Linked DNA regions of Homo sapiens: region 1 is linked to region 2. A link is an interaction called in ENCODE POLR2A ChIA-PET data of the cell type or tissue named here. Cell type or tissue: GM12878. All regions are shown on one strand. Each heading gives the region's core, and the rest is flanking DNA. Links, peaks and the distances in the headings are about the cores only.

What was found. Peaks named below come from ENCODE experiments on the same cell type or tissue, not always from the same donor. Only the 100,000 strongest peaks of a DNase experiment are listed, where the experiment ranks them.
Region 1: POLR2A ChIA-PET joins it to region 2 with 5 read pairs; 2 of 35 experiments call an interaction of 5 or more read pairs at or near these places.

The regions. Positions count from the first base shown.
Region 1 is chr18:63,287,619-63,290,430 of GRCh38, forward strand. All of the region lies in intron 2 of BCL2 (BCL2 apoptosis regulator), which reads right to left. Among named protein-coding and RNA genes, the nearest start is that of BCL2, 31 kb to the right of the region's middle. In GM12878, for the core only: no CTCF peak of the experiment used is centred there; no DNase peak of the experiment used is centred there; H3K27ac peaks cover 188 bases.
Region 2 is chr18:63,179,881-63,182,692 of GRCh38, forward strand. All of the region lies in intron 2 of BCL2 (BCL2 apoptosis regulator), which reads right to left. Among named protein-coding and RNA genes, the nearest start is that of BCL2, 140 kb to the right of the region's middle. RefSeq lists an enhancer at 2,124-2,173. In GM12878, for the core only: no CTCF peak of the experiment used is centred there; a DNase peak (open chromatin) is centred at 1,331; H3K4me3 peaks cover 1,669 bases; H3K27ac peaks cover 2,500 bases.

The DNA.
Region 1 (2,812 bases), core at 254-2,753, 110 kb after region 2:
ACACAAAAATGATGAATTTTACTGTAGGTAAACTTAAGAATAATTTTTGAAATGACAGGAAGACTGGCTAGGAGGTTACAGCATATGCAAGAAGGAATGAGAGGTTGAATTAGAGCAGCAGCAGCAGCAGGATAAAAAAATAATAAAATAATTTTAAAAACCTAAAAACCAGAGATCTAGGGAAGAGAGACTTTTAGAAGCAGGATTCAGATATGTGGGGAGTATGAGTGAAGAACTCAGATATGCAGACTTTCAGGGCTGGAAAGAATCTTAAGAGATGATCCAGGAAAGCTCTATCTCACAGATGAGAAAACCAAGTTGAAAATGATTTAAGAGTTTGGGGCTCTGTCTGGGTGGACAGTGATATCATTAAGCAGACAGAACAGACATAGATGAGCAGGCGAGAGGAGGAAGTTGATGAGTTCATTTTGGACATTTTGATTTTGGAACATTTATGTCACCAAGATTTCTTTTTTTAGTTTTTAGGAATTTGAAAACAAAATTGTTGGGTTTTGGCATTGAGTGCAATATCTTTCCACAAATACTGTTTCATTACAGCTACAATGAAAAAGAACTTTGAATACAGATCCCTACATGAAGATGACACATTAGCTTCTTCTGAGTTGTTTTTGTTTTGTGACTTTCCTTCAGCATCACAAAGAGGGAATGACACTGACCCAGCAAAGATTTTAGGCACATTATCCATTAACATACTTGCCACGAACACTACCATATTTTCATGTGTTTATATAACAAAGCTTTTCCTTCCTTATTAAAAACAATACAAATCAAGCTTTGAAAAGCAGTTGTTTTCCATTCTTACTGATGCTAGGCTATAATTCACTGCTGTTTTGTTTTCGTTTTAGAATATTTAGCAAGCAACCAAGGGAAGATGGGCATTGACTTGCTATTAGTCAGTAGGCACAGCCTAGTGAAAGTTTCCATGCTGCACATAGGGCTGAAATCAAGGAGTCTTTTGTCCATATTTCAGAGCAACTTGGAAAATGATTTGGTTCAGCAGTCAAGGGGAGAAAAGAAGTAGAGTTTTCAACACCATCACAGCCATTGGGATATGCAACCAATTTTAAGAATCAGAAACTCAAGTTGCAAACTACCAAGAAAGCATAATGTTCTTGGCAGCAAAGTTTAATCACAGAAGAACAACATAAATATAAAGCTAATAGTATTTACAATAACTGTCTACTGTTTCTTTAAGAGCTGAGTAAAGTGAATGCAAAGATGGTGAGTCTAAGGAAGAATCTAGAATGCTGGCACATTTAGGCAGGGATCTTGTTTTGCTTGCTGATAAACCTACATGCGTAGCACAGTGCCTGGCACATAATAGGCTCTCAATATGTAATTGTTGAATGAATGAATGAATGAAGCTAGGAGAGAAGTGAACAAGTAAAGTAAGAGATAGCAAAGCCACCATACTTCATTCATCCATTCAGCAAATGTTACTGAGCTCTTACTAATGTGAGGCCTTTTTTTAAGGCATGGTGGTGGATATACACAAGCCTAAAATAACAACTTAGAAAACAGCCCCGGGCCTCAACATGTTTATAACCTGGAAGAGGAAGAAGGAAAAGTATAGCAAACATTTGTATATCAAAGTAATATCAAAGAGCATGTGACAAGGCCTGGAAAAATGGCACAAAAAAAAAGAAAAAGGCTGAAAAGGTGGTAAAGATTTAGAAATCAGCGGGGTCACTCCCAACAGGGATACTGTCATCCTGAAGGTGAGATCAGATCTGGGCCTTAAGGGATGGAGAATTCTGATGGGAACAGAATACTCTGGGATGTAAAAACAGCAGGAAAAAGATCCCCAGAACAGAGAAGGCAGGGCGGGTTCAGAGCATAGCAATCTTGCTAAGGAGTAGCAGGGAATGATGAAGAAAATGTCACATAGGTTGCAGTGAAAGATGGAGAGAGGAATTTGAACAGCTGGATAAAGGAAAATGAAGACTTACCTAGGAAAAGAGGAGCCTTAAAATAAAAAAAAGGGTGGCTCATGCCTATAACCCCAGCCCTCGAGGAGGCCAAGGCAGGTGGATCACTTGAGGTCAGGAGTTCAAGACCAGCCTGGCCAACATGGTGAAACCCCGCCTCTACTAAAAATACAAAAATTAGCCAGGCATGGTGGTGCATGCCTGTAATCCTAGCTACTTGAAAGGCTGAGGCAGGAGAATCACTTGAGCCTGGGAGGCGGAGGTTGCAGTGAGCCAAGATGGTCCCACTGTACTCCAGCTGGGTGACAGAGCGAGACTCCACCTCAAGAAGAAAAACAATCAGGGAAGAATTTTAATTAAATCATCACAAAGTATAAGATAAACTGGAGTGCGGAGAAACTGGAGCAGGTGAATGAATTCCCCTAGGGAAGAGTTAAGAAGGTGGTGGCAGCAAGACCAGTGAGGGAGGAATGGAGGGCAGTGAAGGATGCTGGGCTCAAAAACCTGAGCAGAAGCTGGAAGAATGCACCCTAGGTTTTGAGCCTGGGTGATCGGAATAGTGATGAGAGCAGGAAGAGAAACTGTTGAGTCCAAGGAAGGTTTTGGAGGGATGACGATGAGTTTAGTCTTGGATTAAATATTTTGATTATGTGTTTAATTTGAACTGCCAACAGGAAGTCCAGATAGAAAGGGTCATCAGGAAATAGTATATAAGCAGAACTGGAATTTGCAGAAATACCCATTTGAGAATCAGCTGCATACAGACGATACGGAAGCTGTGGGGATGAAAAAGGTCCCGCACAAGAGAATCAGGAAAAAAAAAGTGAGACAATGAGTCAAGACAGACAGTATTAAAGGAACTT
Region 2 (2,812 bases), core at 53-2,552:
CTCGATTTCATTGCTGTTGTAAGTGTCCTTATTCTCTGATTGATCATTCATTTAGCTTTCTCTTTTCTCACTCAATGAGACTTCTGCAGTATTGTGATGAATGTCTTATAGCTATCCCTTTCATGAAAGACCTCAGAGCCCCAAGTTACAAAAGCACATGGCCATCTACGCAATCTATCAATTAAGCACTATGCTTCACCTGATTAGGAAACCCTTACCTTTCGGCATCATTCCTTCTTCCCTTTCATTTTCCTCCCTTCTTCTCCCTTCCAAACCCACTACACATGCCTAGCTGATATTTTATTAACCCCTGACGGCTTATGGAAAATGTGTTTTAGCCATAGGAACACTGATGTCCTATAGCCAAGTTGCTTTTCTGAATCAGACACCAGCTCCCTAGCCAAATGGGGAAGAGCAGGGAAGGGAGATATTAAAATCCTTTGCTAAAGCAGAAGCTCTGGGTGTTGCTAGGAAGTCTTGCTCTTCAGCAAAAACTGCAGCAGGAATCCCTTCTCCTCCTTTGTGAAACGGAAAACAAACGGCTTGCTCCGATTCCCCGGCTCTATGGGGGCTGCTGAGCAGCACTGCTTCCCCTGGAGAGAGAAGGTGGAGGCAGAAGCTGTCCGCCCACCCCACCCCAGACCGCCCATCCCACCCCAGGCTTAATCTCCATGGCGTTTTCCACTTTCCCAGGCTGACCACGGCAACGTGAATGCTTCGCTGCCAGCCAGCTGAGTACTGCCCTTGGTGAGAACTCTGCCTCGGAGAAGCAGGGGGAACTGAAGCTGCATTGTAGGATAGGGGGTCTCCAGCCAATGCTCCTAGACCCCCTACTAGTGATGGGGCTCTCAAACTACTAGTGATGGGGCTCTCCATCATCAAGGTCCCTTAGCCCTCCAGCTCCCGGGCCTCTCAGGGCTCCTACGGTAGCTGCTCCTATGGGCAGACACATCCCTTTTCCTATTATAGTTACAGCAAAAACAATAAGCAGTAAATCCACCAAGGGTCCTGTGGGCTCCCACAGACCAACATTCCCACAATGCCCAGTGGAAACGTGTCAGTGTACAGACGCTTTGATTCATTGTGATCCAAGGGGCTTTTCATGCCTTTAAAAACAAATATTAATGTGGAGAAGATGCTTTGTTTCACCATGCACTCTCATGGCTCACGACGGAGGCCCCAAATGTAAAGCTTTCAGGACAAGCAAGTGCAACATGCAAGACAGACCAGTCATTTTTACCTCTGCCACCAGAAATGAAAAAGCGTTTTCTCCTTGTTTGGCTGCAGGTTACTAATTTGGAGGATGCCAGTTTTAGAGTTCATCTCAGTTTGACTTGTAAATGAAAGGTGGAACCTAGCCAAAATTACCCCTGTGTGGCTGCTGGCCCTGGCACGCCTCGCATACCCCTCTTTCCTATGTTGAGGTGGGACAGTCACTGAAATCATTAGAAAGAGCAACTAGGAGGTGCAAAACAAGCCCTGGAAGGCAGTAAAGCTCTGTGAGCAACACAGAATCTCTCTCTCTTAGCTTTGCGATTGGGACCTTCACCTGTAGAGAGGATCCCAAGCACTGGCCGTCAGAATCACCCAGGGCGCTTGGGAAAAATGCAGATGCCTGGACCCGTCAGTGAGCCCGGACCTCTGTGTTTCTTTTTAGCTCTCCTAAAACAACATTTCAGAACCACTGCCTTTCAGCACAGCAGAGAGAACGAAGTTATGGGGAGGGTTAACTTGAAATAGAGTTGTGGACTTCTTCTAAGGTCTATCATCATTAAGCTTCCCTTGCAGAATGTCAGACATGTGTCCAACTTCACCATCATCCTATCAAATCCACATGACAACCTGCAAGTACGATTTGACGTCTCTGTTTTGTGGATGAAGAAACAGAAGCTAAGAGACATTCCAGTGAACTCTGGATCTGGAAATCCACGGCTAGGAAGCAGTCTGTCTGATGGGAAGGGCAGATGCATGCAGGTTCCACAGAAGGAGCCCTGCCTCCTCTTCTGAGCCTCTCTTGGTTCCTCACGTCCAAGTGCAGGGTCAGAGATGGGGCAGGCACATCGTCCTTTTGCTGGGGATCTCCAGGCACCTGCTGGGGGGCACCTCCTTACTTCACCACCTCTGGCCAGCCCTTGATTTCTTCCTTCTCCCTGGTTCCAATCTTCTCCCCTTATCTTGCTCTGCCTTCCTCTTTCCTCCTTTCTCTTTTCCCAGAGAGTAGTTAGTCTCAATCTTGCAAACACAGTGAAATCACTTGGAGAGCACTGGGTCTTATCCTTAGGGAGTGTGGCAGAATTGATTTGGGGTGTGGCTTGGACACCAGAACTTTTAAATACTCCAGGCTGATTCTAGTGGACAGCCAAGGTTGGAAGCTGTTCCCTATCCAGAGCTGTCAGCCACAGCCTGCACAATCAGGAGATTCACCTGGACATGCTCAGGCTGAAGAGGGTCTGGCCACCAGCCCACGGTTTGAAACAGAGCCCTGTGAAGAAGGATCAGGTGGTCCCAGTGCCAGTCCAGCCACATCTGTACTGAGAAAACACAGAGCTACCACCAGCTGACCGCATGGAGCGAGGATCCTAACACCTGATGGACAAAATGCGTCCTTGGCTGGCCTCTGCAGAGAAGGGACTGTGGAAAAACATATGCTGCTCCCTTGAGACCGGGGGATGTCCACAGGGTGGGTGACAGGAAGAAGAGAGAGCAGCTACCACAGCCACCCTGCATATTAAACAGCCTGAAACAAGGGGTGGCTGTGCAAACTCCATTCTCCTGCCATAAATTAGACCATAAAACAGGCTTCATTGGCCCA